3 separate regions of the Homo sapiens genome follow, and all the other regions are linked to region 3. Evidence: chromatin loops called from intact Hi-C (ENCODE). Cell type or tissue: heart right ventricle. All regions are shown on one strand. Each heading gives the region's core, and the rest is flanking DNA. Links, peaks and the distances in the headings are about the cores only. Region 1 overlaps BRF1 (BRF1 general transcription factor IIIB subunit). Region 2 overlaps BRF1 (BRF1 general transcription factor IIIB subunit). Region 3 overlaps PACS2 (phosphofurin acidic cluster sorting protein 2).

Region 1 (7,709 bases), core at 1,390-6,389, 85 kb after region 3:
GTGGGCGTGGCGTGCCCGGCCACATGTCTGCCTCCCAGCCTGCGCCCCTGCCGTCGCCTTGCCTCCAGCATTCTCACTGGGCAGTTCTGTGGCCCTCTGGCTCCTGGCCCTTGCTGTGCAGCTGCGGGGCTTCAGCTCCTTGCCTCTAATCTCCACGTTCAGAAATCTCACGGCAGTGTGAGCCCATCAGGCCTTTGCTCTCTGACAGCTTCCTGTCCTGAGCTTCTGTTGAATTCGTCGTTAGATGTGTCTCCCTTCTTCTCTGTTACTCTGCCTGCCACACTGAACCCATGTGTTATCTCATCCTTTTTTGCACGTGGCTATCTTTTTGCTTTGGGACAGCACCTGAACTTTAGCTTCCAGCAGGCTGTTTCATTTCTTTCATGTTTTTCATCTCTAAGAGCTCTGGGTCTTTTCCGAATCTTTTTTATAATCTCCCGTCTTCCTGAGTGTGGCATCTTCTCACCTTGAGCTCTTTTCTGTCTTGGTCTGTTTTTCTGGTTGGTCCCCCTCGAGGGGTGTCCTGGGTGCCAGGTGATCCTGGTGGCCTGCTTCTCTTTTGAGTGGGGTGCAGGGAGGGCTCCTGGAGATGACGAGCTGGTAGCCTGCTGACGGTGCCTCTGGCCAGGCAACCCTCAGTATCAGGATCTTTCATTAAAATGTTACTTTTTTTTTTTTTTTCCAGACAGGGTCTTGCTCTGTCACCCAGGCTGGAGTGCAGTGGTAGTATCTCAGCTTACTGCAACCTCTGCCTCCCAGGTTCAAGCAATTCTTGTGCCTTAGCCTCTCGAGTAGCTGGGATTACAGGTGTGCACCACCATACCTGGCTAATTTTTTTGTATTTTTAGTAGAGATGGGGTTTCCCCATGTTGGCCAGGCTGGTCTCAAACTCCTGGCCTCAAGTGATCCACCCGCCCTGGCCTCCCAAAGTGCTGGGATTATAGGCATGAGCCACTGCATCCAACCCTGAAAATGTCCTTTTAACATTTTGAAATTTGGGCTGGGCATGGTGGCTCACGCCTGTAATCCCAGCACTTTGGGAGGCCTAGGTGGGCGGATCACGAGGTCAGGAGATCGAGACCATCCTGTCTAACACCATGAAACCCCGTCTGTACTAAAAATACAAAAAAAATTAGCCGGGCGTGGTGGCAGGCTCCTGTAGTCCCAGCTACTCGGGAGGCTGAGGCAGGAGAATGGCGGGAACCCGGGAGGCGGAGCTTGCAGTGAGCCGAGATCGCGCCACTGCACTCCAGCCTGGGCTACAGAGTGAGACTCCGTCTCAAAAAAAAAAAAAAAAAGTCCTTTCAACATTTTGAAATTTGTCATTTCTGCGTAAAAGTGTTTAAAGCACACGTGTGCCTTTAGGGACAGGGATGATGCAGAGTGCCCAGGCAGCCCACTGCAGGGCGAGAGACAGAGCCCACGCCCGCGTCCCTGCCCGCCCCGCCTGCTGTCTGCTTGCCCCGGCTCCACCCTGGGGTCCCACTGAGAGGCCTGCTCCGATCCTGCTCTCTTAGAAGCAGACCAAGGTCCTGAGCGAGAAGCTGAGCAGAGCCCAGGGTCAGCCCATGGCCCTGCCTCCCTTGTGTTTGTAGGAGCTGTGTGGGGACTGCTGTGGAGCAGGGCCTAGGGTGCAGGCCGGCACTGGGACCCCAGCGTCAGCAAGGTGGGGTGGAACCACGTCCATGCTGCTGCCTCACTGGGCCTCCTGTGGGGGGGACAGATGCCCTGGGACATGGGCCTTCATGGGGTGATGACAGGCAGGACGGAGAGCAGTCCTGTGGCACTGCCGGGGCTGCCTCTGAGTCTGGCAGGACCACCTTTAGCCACAAAGTTCCCACACGCTCCAGCGATCCTCCTACTAAGTGTGTGCCCAAGGGAAAAGAGTACCTGTGTCCCCACCGAGGCTCACGCACAGTGCTCACAGTGGCAGCATCCAGGAAGCCACCCCGTGTCCCCCACGCATTCTAAAATTAGATCCTGGTGGTGGTTGCTCAGCTCTGGGGATTTACGAAAACCCACTGCCCGGTGCACTGTGAACAGGCAGGTTTGTGGCACAAACTTGTACCTTATAAAGCTGCTAAGGACAAGACAGCTTGGAACAGGACTGTGCTCACGGGAGGCCGCACTCTATCCCCTCTGGCTGCTGGTGGCCTGGTGGGGCTCCCTTCAGCATCCTCAGAGGATGCTTCGGGCTGGTCTCGGGTAGCTGTAGCCCTCACTTCCCAGCCCACCCCTGCTTTGCCGGCACTTTAGAGGGAAGTGGGTCAGGCCAGGTGTAGCATGTCCCGCTCTGCCCTCCCTTCAGGTTGCGGGCAGCACCGTGCCCTAGGCCTGCCAGCCAGAGCCCCCAGACCCATCCTGGACACGTCTCCGTCTCTCACCGCCCTCCTTGTTTTCTCCTGCCCCTGTGCCTTCTCCCTCCCTGCTGACCTGCATTGGCTCTGGCCACTGTCCTCGCCTCCTGCAGCCCCAGCTGGCTGGCTGGGCTCATGTGCTGCCTCAGTTTCCTCAATAGCTCCACCCACTTCCCTTCCACAGAAAATCCACCCAGGAGAGGGTGTGTGCAGCCAGGCTCTCTTCTCCGAGACAGGGCTGCTTGGCCCAGCCCTGCTGCCTGCACAGCTCCCGTCACCTTCTGGACTCGCCACCTTTAGCCAGGGCGCAACAGCACCCACCACCCCACCTCCACCCTGCCGTCAGCAGGACGTGGAGGGTCCTGTGCAGTGAGCTTACGTTGTGGGGTGCATGGCCCCCACCCCAGGAGAGGCCCCCCAGGATCCTCCTATCGTATCGTCCAGCCCATGGGTGGGACCAGTGCCCTGAGCCCAGGGCTGGATACAAGAAATCCTCTCTCAGAAGGAACAAGGGCTTGATTTAAGAACATCCAAGCTTATTCCTCCTTCTGCCCACCCTTCATTGTTGCCCGATCCTCAGGTGTGTCCACTATCACCCCGAAAGTGCCGGGGGCTGTGCACACACACCTCCTCTCTTGGCCCCGTAGCCTGGTGGCTGACACAGCCAGTCCCGGATTCCTGGAGGAGGAACGGGGTGCTGCTGAGTCCCACTGAGTCTGGCAAGGCCCGGCTGACCCTAGGCCTGAGTCTGCTCCTGGCTCCCAGCCCAGGGAGGCTGCGTGGGCAGCAGGGCTGAGACACGGGACCTGGACATGCCGGGCAGAGACTCAGCTGGAATGAGCACCTCTGCCATTGTCGAGCAGGTAGTTTGTGGCCAGTGTGCTTTTCCTGGCTGTGTGTCTCGACTTGTTATTGCAGCTTTTGCCCACAGCTGGTTTGTGGGTCTTTGACATTTGTTCCTGTCCAGCCAGGCTGCCCTAGGCCTGCATGTGAGAGGGCATCTTGGGATGGTGACAGGCTGGTGAGCCCTAGAGGGCGTCAGAGCCCTGGGGCCAGCACTGTGGATGGTGCCATCACCTGTCCCCACGTAGGTCTGCAAAGAGCATGCCCAGCTTCCATGGCCTGCCAGCCTCAGCCTCCATGGCGTGCCTGGCCACGCGTGGGAGCAAGGCCTCTGCCGCCAGCCGCCACACTCCCTTCAGACCCAGCTCCTCTCTCAGGCTGCAGAACCGTCCGTTCAGGTCAGCAGGGGCCATGTGCATTCAGCTTATTCCATTCTGGGGTCTGGGATGGGCTTTCAGAGCCCACACTTCTCTGCCCCCCTGTTCTGGCCAGCACCTCCTTCTGCCACCAGGCCCCCTTGTTCCTGCTCCTCTCCCTCTGCTGCCTTCTCAAGGACAGGGCATTTATAACAGTTTAAGTGGTCAGAAGAAGGTATTAGGATGGCTGATGAGGGAATCAAATGGTGCACACATCATTAGGCATGAAGACGTTGGCATTTCAGGTCAGGCACAGTGGCTCACGCCTGTAAATCCCATCACTTTGGGAGGCCCAGGCAGGAGGATTGCTTGAGTCCAGGAGTTTGAGACCAGCTTGGGCAACATGGTGAAACCCCGTCTCTACAAAAGAAAAAGAAAACAAAAAAAAAAATCCAGCTGGTGGTGTGTACCTGTGGTCTCACCTACTGGGGAGGCTGAGGTGGGAGGATCGCTTGAACCCAGGAGGTCGAGGCTGCAGTGAGCCATGATCGCACCACTACACTCCAGCCTAGGCAATAGAGTGAGCCCCGTCTCAAAAAAAAAAAAAAGTTGCCATTTCAGACTTCCGAAAGGCTGACCTGGAAACACCGGCACACCCAGCGTGGGCCCATGTGGGCCCCTTGTCGGTGGTGTCTTGTTGCTGGCGTAGCAGAGGTTTAGCTGAGTTTTGTATGTTGACATTATTAATACATCATTCCTACCAAATTCAATTGTCGATCTTACTGTTTGAGTTTTGGAGTCTCTCCTTTAATGCACACAACTGTGTCTGCTGCTCATAATGCCAGTTCTGCTTCTTTCTTTTCATTTTTTTCATGAGACAGGATCTCACTTGATCACCCAGGCTGGAGTGCAGTGGCGCAGTCTTGGCTCACTGCAGCTTCTGCCTCCCAGGCTCAAGCGATCCTCCCACCTCAGCCTCCCGTGTAGCTGGACTACAGGCATACACCACCACCCCTGGCTAATTTTTGTACTTTTTGTGGCGACGGGGTTTTGCTGTATTGTCCAAGCTGGTCTCAAACTTCTGAGCTCAAGTGATCTGCCTCCCTCAGTCTCCCAAAGTGCTGGGATTCTAGGTGTGAACCCCCCGCCCAGCCTTGGTTCTTCCTTTCTAACCCACACACCTCTCATCTGTTTGTCCTGCCTTTTGTATGCCGAGGACTCAGCATGGTCCTGGGGAGGGAGATGTGCCTGGCTCTCTCCTGTCCTGGGAGGGGTGTTTTCTGCCCTTCGCTCTATGTATCTGCGGTAGACTTTTGTGTATAGGACTCTTTATCAGCTTGAGGATGTTACCTTGCTTTCTAATTTTCCAAGAGTTTTTGTCATGAAAAATACTGAATTTTATCAAACACCAATGTATTTATTGGTATGATTTTTTCATGTACATTTTCCCCTTAATCTGTTACCTAACGTAAATAACACTGATTAATTTTTTAAAATTTTTTAGAAACAGGGTCTTGCTCTGTTCTCCCAGGCTGTACCACTGTGGCACCACCCTAGCTCGTTGCAACCTCCAACTCCCTGGCTCAGGCGACTCTCTCGCCTCAGCATCCCGAGTAGCCGGGACCATAGGTGCACTAGAGATGGGGTCTCACTGTATTGCCCAGGCTGGCCTCAAACTCCTGGGTTCCAGTTATCTTCTCATCTTGGACTCCCAAAGTGTTGGGATTACAGGTGTGAGCTATTGTATCTGGCCTGTTTTTTCTAACATAAGCACTCGAGGCTATAAATTTCTCTCTAGGTGAGTTTCGTTACATCACACGGTTTTTTGTTTGTTTTGTTTTTTTTTGAGACAGAGTCTCACTGCCTCACCCAGGCTGGAGTGCAGTGGTGCCATCTCGGCTCACTGCAACCTCTGCCCTCTGGGTTCAAGTGATTCTCCTGCCTCAGCCTCCCGAGTAGCTGGGATTACAGGTGCATGCCACCATGCCCACCTAATTTTTTTTTTTTTTTTTTTTTGAGAGGGAGTCTTGCTCTGTCGCCCAGGCTGGAGTGCAGTGGCATGATCTCAGCTCACTACAAGCTCTGCCTCGCGGGTTCACACCATTCTCCCGCCTCAGCTTCCCGAGTAGCTGGGAATACAGGTGCCCGCCACCACACCTGGCTAATTTTGTTTTTGAATTTTTAGTAGAGAAGGGGTTTCACTGTGTTAGCCAGGATGGTCTCAATCTCCTGACCTCGTGATCCATCCGCCTCGGCCTCCCAATACTGCTGGGATTACAGGTGTGAGCCACTATGCCTGGCCCATGCCCAGCTAATTTTTGTATTTTTAGTAGAGAGGGGTTTCACCATGTTGGCCAGGCTGGTCTCAAACTCCTGACATCAGGTGATCTGCCCACCTTAGCCTCCCAAAGTGCTGGGATTACAGGCGTGAACCACTGCACCCGGCCCACTACCTGCTTTTAAGAAATATTTTTGTGTTTGGATTTGGCAGTTTGACTCTGATGTACCTAGATGTGGTTTTCTTTGTGTTTATCCAGATTATTTTTTGTAGAAGTTCAAGGATTTGTGACTTGGCTGGGTGTGGTAGTTTATGGGTGTAATCCCAGCGCTTTGGGAGGCTGAGGTGGGTGGATCACTTGAGGCCAGGAGTTTAGGACCAGCCTAGGCTAATAAAAGAAATTAGCCAGGTGTGGTGGTGCACACCTGTAGTCCCAGCTACTCAGGAGGCTGAGGCAGGAGGATCACTTAAGCCCAGGGGTCAAGGCTGCAGTGAGCTGTGATGACATCAGTGCATCAGTGCATTCCAGCCTGGGCGACAGAGTGAGACCCTGTCTCTAAAAAAACAAACAAACAAAAAAAAAACAAAAAAAAGGATAAGTAGAACTTATGACTTGATGTCTTTTGTCTACGTTGGAGACATCTTGGGTAGTATCTTTTCAAATAAAGTTTCTGCTCCACTCTCTCTTCCTGTTCTGGGACTCCATATATTAGCCTTTCTCTCTTTTGCTCATCCTTTCTTTTGCTGTGTCTAATCAGGTGTTGAACCCATCTACTAACTTCTTAATTTTTTTTTTAAGAGATGGAATATCGCTGTGTTGCCCAGGCTGGAGTGCAGTGGTGCAGTCACAGCTCACTGCAGCCTTGACCTCCCAGGCTCGAGCAATCCTCTCACCTCAGCCTCCATAGTAGTTGGGACTACAGGTATGCGCCACCACACCCACTCAATTTTTTTTTTTTTTTTTTTTTTTTTGAGATGGAGTCTCATTCTGTCACCCAGGCTGGAGTTCAGTGGCACAATCTCGGCTCACTGCATGCTCTGCCTCCCGGGTTCATGCCATTCTCCTGCCTCAGCTTCCCGAGTAGCTGGGACTACAGGCACCCGCCACCATGCCCGGCTAATTTTTTTTTGTATTTTTAGTAGAGACGGTGTTTCACTGTGTTAGCCAGGATGGTCCCGATATCCTGACCTCGTGATCCGCCCACCTCGGCCTCCCAAAGTGCTGGGATTATAGGTGTGAGCAATCGCGCCTGGCCATCAATTTTTTATAGAGATGAGGTCTCACTGTGTTGCCCAGGCTGGTCTTGAACTCCTGGGCTCTTTATTTTTTGTAGAGAATGGTGTCTTGCTATGTTGCCCAGCCTGGTCTTGAACTCCTGGGCAGAAGCTATTCTCCTGCCTTGGCCTCCCAACGTGCTAGGATTATAGATGTGAGCCATCACTAAGACTCCTTTTATTAGAGTCCAGTTCTTTGGTAAGATTCTTCATTTCTTCATAGTTAGGTGAAAGTCATTGATAAGCCAAATAGTTGAATCATTTGTGGTTCTGTTTTTATTATCTTGATTTTCTTTTTGTTTTTGTTCCTTTGGTCTTGTCTTTTGTCATGCTTGGTAATTTTTCATTGAATCGCTGGAATATTAGGTCTAAAATATTACAGAGATGATGGATACTTTTCCATCCAGAGGGAATTTAACTTTTCTTTTTTTTTTTTTTTGAGACAGAGTCTCACTCTGTTGCCCAGGCTGGAATGCAGTGGCACCATCTCTGCTCACTGCAAGCTCCGCCTCCCAGGTTCATGCCATTCTCCTGCCTCAGTCTCCCAAGTAGCTGGGACTATAGGTGCCCGCCACCACATCCGGCTGATTTTTTGTATTT
Region 2 (7,709 bases), core at 1,576-6,575, 58 kb after region 3:
ATCCGCCTACCTCGGCCTCCCAAAGTGCTGGGATTACAGGCGTGAGCCACTGCGCACGGCCTCAAAGCAGAAGTTTTAACTTTTTTTTTTTTTTTGAGACAGAATCTTGCTCTGTGGCCCAGGCTGGAGTGCAGTGGCACAATCTCGTTTCACTGCAACCTCTGCCTCCCAGGTTCAAGTGATTCTCGTGCCTCAGCCTCCCAAGTACCTGGGATTACAGGCGTGCGCCACCTCACTTGGCTAATTTTTGTATTTTTAGTAGAGACAGGGTTTCACCCTGTTCGTCAGGCTGGTCTTGAACACCTGACCTCAAGTGATCCGCCTGCCTCAGCCTCCCAAAGTGCTGGGATTACAGGCGCGAGCCACCGCACCTGGCCTAAATCTGTGGTCCATCTATGTTTTGTATAAGGTGTGCTTTGTAGGCTGAGGCTCATTGTTTATCTGGAGGTCCCCTTGTTTCAACACCGTTTGTTGAAAGACTGAAGGCCTTTGCTCCCTCGGCTGTGCTCACTGGGCCCCGTCCGTGCAGGTCTGTCTCTGGGCCTTGTGTCCTGCCCTGTTGATCAGGTGCCGTTTTCCTTTGTCAGCATCACACGCTTTTTTACTATACCTGTTATATTGTCCTGAAATCAGATATTGTGAGTCCCTCAACCTTTGTTCTTCCTTTTCAAAGTTGTTGTGGCTATTAATTTCCCTTTCTCTTTTTAATTTTAGAGTAAGTTTGTGCATCTCTGCAGGTCACATATTCTTACCTGAAATGCTTGGGACCAGAAGTGTTTTGGATACCAGAGTTTTCTGATTTTGGAATATCTGCATTATAATTACTGGTTAAGCATCCCTAATCGAAAAATCTGAAATCTGAGATGCTCCAGTGAGCATTTCCTTTGAGCATCGTGTTGATACTCAAAAAGTTTCATGTTTTGGAGCATTTATTTTTTATTTTATTTTTTTCTTGAGACGGAGTCTCGCTTTGCTGCCCATGCTGGAGTGCAGTGGCACTATCTCGGCTCACTGCAAGCTCCGCCTCCTGGCTTCACGCCATTCTCCTGCCTCAGCCTCCCAAGTAGCTGGGACTACAGGCGACCGCCACCACGCCCGGCTAATTTTTTGTATTTTTAGTAGAGACGGGGTTTCACCGTGTTAGCCGGGATGGTTTCGATCTCCTGACCTCGTGATCCACCTGCCTCAGCCTCCCAAAGTGCTGGGTTTACCAGCGTGAGCCACTGCACCGGGCCGTTTTGGAGCATTTATAATCTCAGATTTTTGGATTTGGGATGTTCAACCTGTACAAAAGTCCTGGTGGGGTTTTCATTGGAATTGCATTAAACCTCTTGATATATTTAGGGAGAGCTGACATTTTTTCTTTCTTTCTCTTTTTTTGAGACAGAGTCTCACCCTGTCACCCACGCTGAAGTGCAGTGGCGCGATCTGAGCTCACTGCACCCTCCGCCTCCCGAGTTCAAGTGATTCTGCTGCCTCAGCCTTCTGAGTAGCTGGGACTGCAGGCACACGCCACCACACCCAGCTAATTTTTGTATATTTTTTAGTAGAGACGGGGTTTCACCACATTGGCCAGGCTGGTCTCGAACTCCTGACCTCGTGATCCGCCCTCTTCGGCCTCCCAAAGTGCTGGGATTACAGGTGGGAGCCACTGTGCCCAGCTGACATTTTTTCTATGTTGAATCTTGTAGTCCATGGAACACAGTGTATGTTTGCATTCATTTAGATTTTCTTTGATATAGTCTGTCAGTGTTGGGTAGTTTTCAGCATACAGCTTCTGGACTTTTTTTTTGAGATGGAGTCTCGCTCTGTCACTCAGGCTGGAGTGCAGTGGTGCAACCTCGGCTCACTGCAACCTCTGCCTCTTGGGTTCAAGCGATTCTCGTGCCTCAGCCTCCCAAGTAGCTGTGATTACAGGAGCCCACCACCACGCCTGGCTAATTTTTGTATTTTTAGTAGAGACAGGGTTTCACCATGTTGGCCAGGCTGGTCTCGAACTCCTGACCTCAAGTGATCCCCCCCCACTTCAGCCTCTCAAAGTGCTGGAATTATAGGCATGAGCTGCCGTGCCTGGCCCTCTGGACATTTTTTAGATGTGTACCTAAGCTCTATTAGGAGTTATTATAAGTGGAATTTTTTTAATTTAGTTTTCAACTCTTCATTGCTTGTTTATATAAATATGGTTGATTTCTGTGTGTTGTCCTGTTTCCTATGGCTTTGCTAAACTTACTTGTTCTAAGAGGTTTTTTTTTTTTTTTCTTTTTTTTTGAGCTGGTGTCTTGCTCTTGTTGCCCAGGCTGGAGTGCAGTGGCACCATCTTGGCTCACTGCAATCTCCGCCTCCCAGGTTCAAGAGATTCTCCTGCCTCAGCCTCCCAAGTAGCTGGGATCACAGGCACCCGCCACCGCACCCAGCTAAGTTTTTTGTTTTTTTTTTTGAGACGGCGTCTTGCTCTGTCACCCAGGCTGGAGTCCAGTGGCACAATCTCGGCTCACTGTAAGCTCTGCCTCCCAGGTTCATGCCATTCTCCTGCCTGAGCCTCCCAAGTAGCTGGGATTACAGGCGCCCAGCACCACGCCCGGCTAATTTTTTGTATTTTTAGCAGAGGCGGGGTTACATGGATGGTCTCAATCTCCTGACCTCGTGATCCGCCCACCTCGGCCTCCCAAAGTCCTGGGATTACAGGTGTGAGCTGTTGCACCCGGCCGCAGTTTTTGTATTTTTAGTAGAGATGGGGTTTTGCCATGTTGGCCAGGCGATCCACCCGCCTTGGCCTCCCAAAGTGCTGGGATTACAGGTGTGAGCCACCACACCTGGCCCCTAAGAGTTTTTAATACACTCCTTGAGTTTTTTTTTTTTTTTTTTTTTTGAGATAGAGTGTCGCTCTGTTGCCCAGGCTGGAGTGCAGTGGCGCAATCTGGGCTCACTGCAACCTCCCCCTCCTGGGTTCAAGCGATTCTCCTGCCTCAGCCTCCTGAGTAGCTGGGATTACATAGGAGCCCACTACCATACCCGGCTGGTTTTTGTATTTGTAGTAGAGATGGGGTTTCACCATGTTGGTGAGGCTGGTCTTGAACTTCTAATCTCAAGTGATACACCTGCCTTGGCCCCTGAAAGTTCTGGGATTACAGGCGTGAGCCACCGCACCCAGCTTTTTTTTTTTTTTCTGGGACAAAGTCTCACTGTTGCCCAGACTGGAGTGCAGTGGTGTGATCACAGGTCACTGCAGCCTGGAACTTCTGGGTTCAAGAGATCCTTCCACCTGAGACTCCAGAGTAGCTAGGACTACGGGCATGCACTACCATGCCCAGCTAATTAAAAAAATTTTTTTTTGGTTGGGGAGACAGGGTCTAGGGTCTTGCTCAGTCACCCTGGCTGGAGTGCAGTGGTCATGGCTTACTGCAGTCGTAACCCCCTGGGCTCCAGTGACCCTCCCAGCTCAGCCTCCTGAGTTGCTGGTACTACAGGTGCGCCCTACTATACCCAGCTAATTTTTGTATTTTTCTTGTAGAGATGGGGTTTTGCCATGTTGACCAGGCTCGTCTGGAACTCCTGGGCTCAAGTAATTCTCCCGTCTTGGCCTCTCAAAGTTCTAGGATGACAGGTGTGAGCCAACGCCAATTTTTTTTTTTTTTTTTTTTTTTTTGTAGAGATGTGGTCTTGCTTTGCTGCTCAGGCTGGTCTCGAACTTCTGACCTCAAGGCATCCTCCCACCTTGGCCTCCCAGAGTGCTGGGATTAGCGGCATGAGCTGCTTTGCTCAGCGCCGGATGTTCTGTTGAGGGTTCCTGCTGATGCTTGCGTGGGATATTGGCCTGTAGTTTTTCCTGTAACGTCCTTGTCTTGGGTATCAGGGTTCTGCTCCTTATGGAATGGGTTGGGAAACGTTTCCTCTTCTATTTTCTGGAAGACATTATGTAGAGTTGGTGTTCTTTCTTTCTGAAATGTTTGGTAGAATTCACCAGCGTAGCCATCTGGTCCCAAAGCTTTCTTTCTCAGAAGATTCTGCACTGTGGTTTCGGCTTCTTTCATCACTGAGGTTCTAGTTATATTTAAGATGCTGTGTTTCACCTGGGGTGAATTAGCCGCTTGTGTTGAGGAATTGGTCCACTTGACCTAGTTGTTGAATTTGCCCAGAGAGTTGTTCGAAGCATTCCCTTATCCTTTTGATATCTGCGGGGTCCACAGTGGCCTCCTTTTTCCTTTCAGATGTTGGTGTTTTGTGTCTTTTTTTCCCTTTGTCTCTCTTGCTAGAAGTTGATCCGTGTTTTTGATCTTTTCTAAGAACTGGCTTGGGCTTCATTGAGTTTTCTCTCCTGCTCTTCCCTCCCCATCGTCTTCCATGCTCATACTCCCTGGGTATCTTCCTAGGACTGCTGGGCACAGAGTTTGCAGCTGTGTCACAGTTGCCAAGACTTGGATGTCTGTTGGGATGATAACAACAGTAATGAAAGCAAGTTGTCATGGCAGCAGACGCAGGGTTTCCCGGGCAGGCACAGTGTTAAGTGCATCCGGGCCTGGTGACAGCGCACTGCCCTCACTGTGCCCTGCCGGGGGAGGATGGTGGTGTGGAGCAGTGCAGAGCTGGAAGTCTGTCACCCGGGTGCTGTCAGAACAAGCTCAGAGCCAGCGCTGTCAGGTGGCCCCAAGACGCCTCTGAGCCCAGGCACACTCTCTGGAGGGAGGCGCAGGCCCAGCAACCAACTGTGGTGGTCCTGGGGGAAGTGCTGCGAGGCGGCGGGTTCTTAGCCCCTGGGGACCGGCGCAGGTGGTGCCTGGGCCGAGAGTGGGGAGGAGAGAGGGGATCTGTTGCTCTGGGCAGCCCCTCTGTCTCCCAGGCAGGCTCTCTAGGTGCCCACTTGGCATCCTTCCTCCCTCGTCACAGTGGTGATCACAGGGGGCTGGAAACCTTGGTGGCTTCTCAGTTTCCCTGGCACACAAGTAGGCCCCAGCCGCCCCTTCCTCCAGCTTCATCTTGAAAGCTGAGCTTTCTCTCTGAGCTGTCGTTTTCTAGTCCCAAGGCCACTGTCTTTCCTAGGTGTTTTGCCTATTAATTGAGAACTAAGCCTGATACAGCTTCGCAGTTTACTCTGGAATATTTAACTAAGGCATCAGGGCAGGTGACCAGAGGCCTCAGGAGAGTCCCCAGAGGGTCCTGACCTTGGAAGCCAGGCCCCACGGGGGAAACCACACTGGTGCTCCAGCGTCCCGGGGCACCCGAGCAGAGACTGTGCAGAGAGAAGGGTGGGTGAGGACTGAGGCTCAGCGTGGCTGGAGGGGCCAGGCAGACGGTGGAGTTGGGGGCCGTTGGCAGTGCCCTGAGGAGGCCGTCTGCTCCACTGAGGCAAGGCGGGGCTTCCCTGTGAGCCCACATCAGTGTCCTGCACTGTGTGTGCCCTGAGGCTTCCCTCTGCCAGCAGGTGATGGTGATGGCGCCCACACACCAGACATCCTGGGCTCCTGCTTGCAGGGGTCCCTCCTCGTCCTGTGCAAGGAGCAGCACACCTCAGTGTCACCAGAACTTGTGGGGGTGGGGAGCGTTTCCCGTAATCACAACTTTCAGTGGCTTCACAGTTAGAACTTCGAAGCTGGGGTGTCCGTGAGTGCTGCTGTTTTCCGTTTGGGGTCACGATGCAGCCGGACCTAATTTGTGACATGGCTGCATGTCACCTGGCGCTGGCCCTGGAGGGGGACATGGGTGGTGGAGTTGCCCTCGCCTGCTGGGAAGCTCCCTCTGCCTCAGAGAAGGATGTGACCGGCCAGCCTCTCCCTGCGGCCTGGGGTTCTGAGCATGCGCCTGGCCTCCTGGCGGGGCTCTAGTCCTGAGGGTGGAAGGCTCCAGGCTTCTGCCTCTGCTCCATGACCCCCAGAACCCTAAGTTGTGGCTGAAGGTGCCTGCTCTTAGGAAACGGGTGAATTCTGTCCCGTTGCCATCTGGGTGAGGGAGGAAGCTGCTGGTTAGCCTGCAGCGTGACACACGTCCTGTTTTCCGTAACCAAATTGTAATCACTACAAAACCAGCTCCTCCGCAGTGGCCTGGGGAAGGGGCCTGGGCTTGGGAAGGGGTCTGGACCTGGGGAGGGGATGTGGGCCTGGGGAAGGGGTGTGGGCCTGGGAAAGGGTTGCTCCTGGGAAGGGTCTGTGCCTGGGAAGGGGTGTGCGCATGGGAAGGGTCTGCGCCTGGGAAGGGGTGTGGGCTGCCGTGCTTGGCCCTGTTTGTCAGTGCTCCTCCCAGATGTCTGATGCTACTGCATCCAGCCCCACCAGTAGGCACACGCTCTGTGTTCCCGGGTCCCCGTCCCCAGCTCTCAGGGATGCACTGCGGTCTGGTCCAGCCTCCTTTGGGCACTCACCTGTGGGACCCCTGAATTCCTCTCCATCCATTACTGCCCAGCCAGCCAGGCCTCCTACAGGTGTCTCCCCTTAAAAGAAGTTTCCAGTCAGGTTTGGTAGCTCATGCTTGTAATCCCAGGATTTTGGGAAACCAAGGTGGGAGGATCACTTGAGGTCAAGAGTTTGAGACCAGCGTGGGCAACATAGTGAAACTGTCTCTACAAAAACTAAAAAAACAAAACAAGAAAAAACCCCAAAATACAAAAATTAGCTGGGCATGGTGGTGGGCGCCTGTAATCCCAGCTACTTGGGAGACTGAGGCATGAGAATCGCTTGAACCCGGGAGGTGGAGGTTGCAGTGAGCCAAGATCGTGCCATTACACTCCAGCCTGGGCGACAGGAGCGAAACTCTGTCTTGTCTTCAAAAAAACAAACAAAGAAAACAAAAAATAAGAAAACATTAGCTAGGCGTGGTGGCGCATGTCTGTGGTCCCGCCTATTTGGGAGGCTGAGGTGGGAGGATTCCTTGAGTCCGAGAGGTTGAGGCTGCAGTGAGCCGTGATGGTGCCCCTGCGCTTTAGCCTGGGTGACAGAGTGAGACTTCTTTTTTTTTCTTTTTGAGATGGAGTGTCTCTCTTGTTGCCCAGGCTGGAGTGCAATGGCGCAATCTCATCTCACTGCAGCCTCCGCCTCCCGGGTTCAAGCGATTTTCCTGCCTCAGCCTCCCAAGTAGCTGGTATTACAGGCATGTGCCACCATGCCCGGCTAATTTTTGTGTTTTTAGTAGAGACGGGGTTTCGCCATGTTGGCCAGGCTGGTCTCAAACTCCTGACCTCAGGTGATCCACCCGCCTTGGCCTCCGAAGGTGCTGGGATTACAGGCGTGAGCCACCACGCCCGGCCAGACCCTGTCTCTTAAAAAAAGGAAGTTTCACAGCAGCAACAGAAAGTCTCCAGTTAAAAAAAAATTTTTTTTTGACAGAGTCTTGGCTCACTGCAACCTCCATCTCCTGGGTTCAAGCAGTTCTCCTGCCTCAGCCTCCCGAGTAGCTGGGACTACAGGAGCACACCACCATGCCTGGCTAATTTTTTTTTTGTATGTTTTAGTAGAGACGGGGTTTCGCCCTGTTGGCCAGGCTGGTCTTGAACTTCTGACCTCAAGTGACCCACCCACATCGGCCTCCCAAAATGCCGAGATTACTGTCATGAGCCACTGAGCCCGCCCCCAGTTAAGTTGAATGAGCACGTGAATATTAAAGGTTATTGCTTTCTCATGTTGGAAGAATCCTGGTGTGAAATGGACAGTGCTGTGCTGGGTCTTTCAGGACATGGAGGGCCCCTGGCCCGCCTTTCTGTCTGTTCGGCGGTATGGGGTGTT
Region 3 (7,709 bases), core at 1,310-6,309:
CCTGGGAAGTGCAGCCTGGAGGCCCGGTCCACCCGTGCTGTCCGTGGTTTGCCGAAGGAATCGGGAAGACTGCAAAGCTTGTCTGAGGCCCTGCGGCGGCACGGAGAAGCGAGGCCTCGGGACGCCACTGCTGCTTCCTGTACCCTCCACGCTCCCATCTCCTGGGGTAGCAGGGAGGGCTGAGCCCAGAGTAGTACTTGGCACTTGTCCTGGATGCGTAAGTGGGGGTGTGTGAGGATCTGGGGGACCTAGCGCTTGACCTGGGAGACAGGAGGCCTGCAGGCTGGGCCTGGGGGTGTGGGGGAACCAGCTACAAGTGGGCACCCCCACTGTCCCAGCCCCAAGCCCCAGGAGCAGGGGGACAAAGTGGGAAGAAGAGGGGCTGGGGGGCTCTGGCATCTCCGGCTCCCAATGAGGGGCTGCGCTGGCTGACCTTCCCAGGCCCCAGGCAGGCAGCAACCCAGCTTCACATGCCCCAAGCACCACTCACGCCCGCAGCCCCTGGACCCCTGAACACAACCCCACGATGGGGAAAGTTCTGAAGCAAAAGAGACAAACTGGTCTGGGGCCCTGGGCTGCCCCTTCTCCCAGAGCCAATCTTGCAGCCCCGAAAGGGTCCATGAGAAAGTCCGAGGCCTCAGCCTGGGGTGTCTTCTCCCAGGCCCCCACGCCCTACTGCAGCCTCCTTGGAACGCTGGGTTCTCTGGAGCAAGGTGGGCTGCTGCTTGGCTGTTTCTTTTCCTTTTGAGGTACTTCCCCTTCTTTCCCCTCCAGGGAACTCCAGCCACCCCTCTGACCTCTGGGTGCTGCCCCCGCCCTGCTCGGGTATTGTCGCTAGCCCCTTCACAGAACTGACACCTGTCCTGCTCCTGCTCAGCCAATCCTGGGCCAGAGCACGTGCTGAGCAGGATGCAGACACGAACCCATCACAGGACGCACCCGTGGTGTGGGGACAGCAGCGATTCCTCCATGGGAAGGACTCCAGAGCAGCCTGACCCAAAACCCAGCCTCCACTGAAGGGCAGGACAGGCTCGTTAGAGGGGAGTGCGCGCGGCTGCAGGCATGCGGGGAGCCATGCTAGGCGGCAAGGGAAGGTCAGAGAGGAAGCACCACCTGGGGCCGCACCTGGCCCTTATGGCGGAGCCCGGCCGCCCAGGCTCCTCTCATCATTTTCACCTGATCCCTGGACATCTGGACCCGGGAGAGACATCTCCATCTCCCACGGGCGAATGCTCTGGCACCCAGGTGGCCAGCCCGACGCAGGCCACGCCAGACGGAGCACTCACCTCAGCCATGCTGATGGAGCCCGCGGCCAGCGTCTTGTAGCCCAGGATGGTTCTGTTCTTGTAGCGCTTTCTGCGCTGCAGCATGATCTGAAGCTTGTTGCCTTCCCTCTTCAAGAAGTGAGGATACTGTGGGCACAAGTGCGAGTGGCAGCTGAGGGTGCACCGGGGCCCCAGGCAGCATCACGGCCTCTGACGGCCCAGCCACCCTGCAGCCTGCGACCAGGCCAACCTGCTGCCCATGAGATCGGAAGGGCACCCACAGACGGGCCCCCAAGTTCATCCCAGTGGCATGCCGGTCCCCAGAGCCCATCCTTTACCCAACACAATCAAGAGTGAGCCAGTCGCCAGAGCTCAGGCCCTGAGGGCTCCGCGCCACGCTAACAGCCATGGCAGGTGGACAAGGACTATGTGCTGCAGTGTCCGGGATGGCCGAGCGCGCCTGTGGACACTCGGAAACAGTGTGGCGGCTCATGTGCCTGAGGCAATCAGCAAGGTGGGACCCAGGACGCTTTTCCGCGAGGGGCACACAGGGCGGGGAGGGCTCTCCCTCCGAGGCCCCCTGTTCACCCAACTCGCCTGCACGTCTCACCACAGGCTCCCTGTCCAGCAGGGCTCCAGCAAGCTGATGTTCACAGGTATCTCTTAGACACTCAGAGTTCACAAATAAAAATCAGTTTAAATACTTAGGGGAAAATGGGGCTGTTCACCACCCTAACTGCGGTGGTGCTGACATGCCTGAGCATGCCTATCAAAACCCACTGAACCATGGAGCATTGGGCCAGGCGCGGTGGCTCACACCTGTAATCCCGGCACTTTGGGAGGCCAAGCTGGGCGGATCACCTGAGGTAGGGAGTTCGAGACCACCCTAGCCAACATGGCAAAACCCCATCTCTACAAAAATACAAAAATTAGCCGGGCTCACTGTCACCTCCACCTCCTGGGTTCAAGCAATCCTCCTGCCTCAGCCTCCCGAAGAGCTGGGATTGCTTGTGAACTCTGAGTTTCCCCTATCTTTTTAAATAGAAGAGCAAAATAGCCTTGACTCAGTAAGTGTTTTTTTGCCCTCGTTATTATATTCTCTCTTTTTTTTGAGATGGAGTCTCACTCTGTCCCCCAGGCTGGAGTGCTATGGCATGATCTCAGCTCACTGCAACCAACCTCCACCTCCCGGGTTCAAGCGATTCTCCTGCCACCTACCTCGGCCTCCCGAAGTGCTGGGATTACAGGCATGAGCCACCACACCCGGCCTTATATTCTCTTTATCATAGATAAGGAATGAAAAACTAGGCTGGGCATGGTGTCCCACGCCTGTAATCCCAGCACTTTGAGAGGCCGAGGCAGGCAGATCATGCAGTCAGGAGTTCGAGACCAGCCTGGCCGACATGGTGAAACCCCGTCTCAACTAAAGATACGAAAAATAGCCGGGCGTGGTGGCACATGCCTGTAATCCCAGCTGCTCGGGAGGCTGAAGCAGGAGAATCGCTTGAACTCGGGAGGTGGAGGTTGCAGTGAGCCAAGACTGCACCAGCCTGGGTGACAAGGAGAGACTCCATCTCAAAAACAAACAAACAAACAAAAAACAAAGAAAAAACAAAGAAAAACTCAACCTAATAAACAAATACAAATCTTCTAATCATTTAAGAATAAACCATAATCAACAGAAGATCTGCAGTAACGCAGGACACTGATGGCAATGATGAGACAAATGCTCTCACCCCAGGGGACAGTGATGAGGGGGCCCATCACCCCAGGGGACAGTGATGAGGGGGGGCCGTCACCCCAGGGGACAGTGATGAGGGGGGGCCATCACCCCAGGGGACAGTGATGAGGGCGCCCGTCTCCCCAGGGGACAGTGACGAGGGGGCCCATCACCCCAGGGGACAGTGATGGGGGGGCCCGTCACCCCAGGGGACAGCGATGGGGGTGCCCGTCTCCCCAGGGGACAGTGATGAGGGGGTGCCCATCACCCCAGGGGACAGTGATTGGGGGGGCCCGTCACCCCAGGGGACAGTGATGGGGGTGCCCGTCTCCCCAGGGGACAGTGATGAGGGGGTGCCCGTCACCCCAGGGGACAGTGATGGGGGGGGCCTGTCACCCCAGGGGACAGTGATGGGGGTGCCCGTCTCCCCAGGGGACAGTGATGGGGGTGCCCGTCTCCCCAGGGGACAGTGATGAGGGGGCCCGTCACCCCAGGGGACAGTGATGAGGGGTGCCCGTCTCCCCAGGGGACACTGATGAGGGGGGCCCATCTCCCCAGGGGACAGTGATGAGGGGGCCCGTCACCCCAGGGGACAGTGATGAGGCGTGCCCGTCTCCCCAGGGGACACTGATGGGGGGGCCCGTCTCCCCAGGGGACAGTGATGGGGGGGCCCGTCTCCCCAGGGAACAGTGATGGGGAGGGCCTGTCTCCCCAGGGTACAGTGATGGGGGTGCCCGTCACCCCAGGGGATAGTGATGGGGGGGCCCGTCACCCCAGGGGACAGGGATGACGGGGCCCGTCGCCCCAGGGGACGGTGATGAGGGGTGCCCGTCTCCCCAGGGGACGGTGATGAGGCGTGCCCGTCTCCCCAGGGGACACTGATGAGGGGGGCCCATCACCCCAGGGGACAGTGATGAGGGGGGCCCGTCTCCCCAGGGGACAGTGATGAGGGGGGCCCGTCTCCCCAGGGGACAGTGATGAGGGTGTCGTCACCACTGGTGAAAGACTCACCTGCAAGGAGAAGGTCAGGGCCAGGTCTGTCTCCACTTGTCCACTGGGGGGCAGCACAATCTCATGGGACCGCAGGATTCGTTTGGAGCCCTGTGATTAAGCAAGACCTGTTCTAGCTCAAAGGACTGCATATCAGCAGGAAACCAGGCAAAGACACCGTGACTCCTGCACTCTAAAACTGGCAGGATTGCAGCCCTGCAGTCTGGGGGTGGTAGGCACAGGCTGGGGTAATTCTCAGAGGTGCCCTGGCATCTTTCCCAAGAACCTTAAAAACATGGAGACCCTTCGGCCCACAGGTTCCACCTCCAGGAATCTGCCCTAAGACATGAGAGAGAAACCAGGAGCGGCTCCTGCTGAAGTTAACGCGATCACAAAACAGATTCCACGGCCAGGTGCAGCAGCACCTGACTGCGCTGCCCAAGTCTGTCTGGCAGAACAAATCTGGAGGCACCAAGCCTCTTCTGGTTTTGGTTTTGAGAGACAGGTCTCGCTGTGTTGCTCAGGCTGGACTTGAGCTCCCGGGCTCAAGCAATCCTCCTGCCTCAGCCTCCTAAGTAGCTCAGCCTTACAGGCATGTGCCTCCATGCTTGGCTTAAAGCATTTTTTTATTTTTTGTTTTTATTTTTTGAGACAGGGTCTCTGTCACCCAGGCTGTGGGGCAGTGGCTCGATCTCAACTCACTACAGCCTTGACCTCCTAGGCTCAGGCAATCCTCCAGCCTCAGCCTCCCTAGCACCTGGGACTACAGGCATGTACCACCACAAAAAAATATACAATAATTTTTGTATTTTGTTAAGAGACAAGGATTAGTCATGTTGCCCAGACTGGTCTCCAACTCCTGAGTTCAAGCAATCCACCCTCCTCGGCCTCCCACAGTGCTGGGATTAGGCATGAGCCACTGCACCTGGCCTAAAGCATTTTCTAAAAAGAAGAATGATCAGGCCTGACTGGTCCTCTCAGAAAGTAAAACATACAGAGATACAATACTTAAAATACGGAGATGCTGTCACAAAAATGAGGGTAGTAGAAGCCTAGATGTAGGTGCAGGAAATGCATGAGCACCTGAAAACACAGTTCATACCCAGTGAGCTTCAGGCCAGCAGGAGACATCACACGCACCTGCTAAATGGATAACGAGTCATTTGCGTGAAAGACAACAGGACCCCAACCGCAAACTTTATATCAAAATAGATTCCTAATGGATTGAACGTGCTTATCGCAGTGCTGTTTTAAATGGGACCATCCCAACAAGGATGAGCTTGGGGACCTCGTGCCCCGAGAAACAAGCAGCCGCTGCGGGGTCCCAGGCACAAGGTTCCCGGAGGCCGGCGCGCGGGACACAGTGGATGAGAGGTGCCAGGTGGCTGGAGGGCGGGCGGGGGTCCAGGACAGACAACGGGAGCCCGGGGCCAGCCCAGGTTCGGGTGGGAGCAGCGGGGCCTCAGGACAGGTGCGGGCGGCCCGCATGGCCGTACTCGGGCTCCATGAGACGTCCATGGCGGACTCTGGTCCTCCCCTTGTGCTGGGGCCTCACGTGCAGCGTGGCAAGAGGCAGCGCGGCTCTCCTCGGCCAGCCCTCCTGTCCCCTCTCCTCTCCCCAGCTGCCCCTGCGTTGTGGTCTGGACTCTCCCTGCTCCTCCCCTTGACCCTTCAGAGATGTTTCCCTGCAAATGTGCTCTGCGTCGGGTCCCTCTTAGCATTCCCCCCTCAGAGGACCTGCAGGGACCCAGCTGTGTCGGGAAAAGGACAGTGTGTGCCACCAGCCAGTGAGGCGAAGGTGCACGCCAGAGAAGGCTGAGGGGCAGGTGGGGCTGCGGGGCCAGGCTGGCTGCTTCCCCCACAGGGGGCCTGGGCGGAGAGGACACCCCAAGAGAAGCAGATGAGGAGCTGGGGTGATCAAGGGAGGCCAAGGGCCACGTGGCTGCTGAGCTGGGGTGGGCAGGGAGGGCATGGGCAGCCAGTCCATGCGCTACACAGAGGGGCTGGAGAGGTGGGGCTCTGAGGGGCCCTGGGGCCAAGCTCTCGGTCAAGACACAGGCTGGGGCAGGACCAGAGACAGGCAGAGGAAGGAATGGGGCCAAGGAACAGGGTCAGTGTGGGGTGGGGCCCCATGCCAGAGGTTAGAGGTCAACAGCACCAGACTCAGAAGTCAGTGAGGGGTCGACTCTTGCCTTCATGCCTTTCTGCATTGCTCTGAAGACCCAATGAGACCCTGACCCCTGCCCCCCAAGCCAAGAGGTCCAGACACAGCCTCACGGCCTGGTGGCAATGGCCCACAGAGAGCTCCCTGTTCCCCAGGGACGACCCGCAGCCAGACTGCAGCAGGTACTGGGCACCCTGGGCATGGCCACACCCATGGGCAGGACAGGCGGAGAGACGCTTCCATCCTGCTATCAGCCACGCACTCCTGGAAGTTCTTGGGGTCCTGCTATTAGCCACGCGCTCCCGGAAGTTCTCGGGGTCCTGCTATTAGCCACGCGCTCCCGGAAGTTCTCGGGGTCCTGCTATTAGCCACGCTCTCCTGGAAGTTCTCGGGGTCCTGCATTAGCCACGCTCTCCTGGAAGTTCTCGGGGTCCTGCTATTAGCCACGCTCTCCTGGAAGTTCTCCGGGTCCTGCATTAGCCACGCACTCCTGGAAGTTCTTGGGGTCCTGCTATTAGCCACACGCTCCTGGAAGTTCCTGGGGCAAGGCCCCACCACCCGGGGAACCTGGCCACCAGCACACGCCGCAGATGTAGGCTGCTGCTAATCCACGAGCATGTTCAGCGAGGAAAAGGGTTTCTCCAGACGTTTATTTAAGATGCAGTAGGTTTCACATAGTGGCAATTGACTGGGACAGACAACAAGCCTCAGGCCTCCTCGCACTCAAGACCCAGTGCTTGGCTGGTGACCTCAGCCACACTGGCCGAGGCTCAGGTGCTACTCTGCAGGTCGGGGAGACCCGGAGACCCCGTGTCAGAGCCACAGCAGGTGTCAAGAATCCGGCCAGCTGCAGGGACCTGTGTGGGGCCTTGGACATGGGCTCCAAGGGCAGGGCCCCATCCTCGAGGAGCTGATGGGCTGGGGTCAGGAGCACAACAGCCACTGAGACCCCACCCTGTCACGCTGGACGGCCACACAGAAGGACACTCCTGTATGCTGAGGACATGGGTGAGACTTGCCCATGAGTGGTGCCGGCTAGGGAGAGCCCGCTGGCGGTGGCCCTATACAGGCCACACACCTGGAACCGTATGACCCTGAAAGGGCAGGGGTGGCCCTGACAGTTGGCGGGGACACCTCCCTGTCTGGGCCACTGGGCAAAGGCCATGCTGCAAGGGTCATGGCAGCTCTACCCCAAGGAGGGGGCGGGGCCTGGGCCAGGCATGGGGAAGACACCAGCATGACCCCTCTGGAACCGCTACTTGTTCAAAGCCTTCGAGAGGTCACAGGACCCACTAGGGTCAGGAGAGAGGCCCTGGCACCAGGGGCTGGGAGTTCTGGCTAGGCCCTCGCCTCCCAGAGTGCCCTGCTCCCCTCTCCCACCGACGCCCTCCACCCCACAAAAAGTGGGCAGGAAGTGGGTGCTGAGTGCAGCAGGGAAGCCCTGGCTCCAGGTGCTTGGGGCCCGTCCATCACTGTGAGGTGACTCGAGGGCAGCTCTGCCCTGGGAAGGCCCCATGCATGTGACCTCCACATCCCAGAAGGCCGGGCCTGCCTCCCTTGTGCGGGACAG

Evidence for each region. A loop is a pair of places that touch in the nucleus more often than their neighbours do. Peaks named below come from ENCODE experiments on the same cell type or tissue, not always from the same donor. Only the 100,000 strongest peaks of a DNase experiment are listed, where the experiment ranks them.
Region 1: it touches region 3 in a loop (2.0-fold over the local background); 5 of 110 quality-filtered maps call a loop at or near these places.
Region 2: a loop joins it to region 3, with 3 times the contacts of the local background. A loop is called at or near these places in 29 of 110 quality-filtered maps.

What each region holds. Positions count from the first base shown.
Region 1 is chr14:105,263,764-105,271,472 of GRCh38, reverse strand. All of the region lies in intron 3 of BRF1 (BRF1 general transcription factor IIIB subunit), which reads left to right. Among named protein-coding and RNA genes, the nearest start is that of BTBD6, 19 kb to the right of the region's middle. In heart right ventricle, for the core only: a CTCF peak has its summit at 3,391; no DNase peak of the experiment used is centred there.
Region 2 is chr14:105,291,241-105,298,949 of GRCh38, reverse strand. The region is part of intron 1 of BRF1 (BRF1 general transcription factor IIIB subunit); the gene reads left to right. Among named protein-coding and RNA genes, the nearest start is that of BRF1, 5.9 kb to the left of the region's middle. RefSeq lists enhancers at 4,688-4,817, 5,458-5,577, 5,728-5,877. In heart right ventricle, for the core only: no CTCF peak of the experiment used is centred there; a DNase peak (open chromatin) is centred at 4,530; H3K27ac peaks cover 1,162 bases.
Region 3 is chr14:105,348,755-105,356,463 of GRCh38, reverse strand. It overlaps PACS2 (phosphofurin acidic cluster sorting protein 2), which reads right to left. Exons shown (of 25, transcript NM_001100913.3): 3 at 3,997-4,086; 4 at 1,287-1,412. Among named protein-coding and RNA genes, the nearest start is that of PACS2, 38 kb to the right of the region's middle. RefSeq lists an enhancer at 3,212-3,741. In heart right ventricle, for the core only: CTCF peaks have their summits at 3,827 and 4,036 (motif pointing right); a DNase peak (open chromatin) is centred at 4,063; H3K27ac peaks cover 428 bases.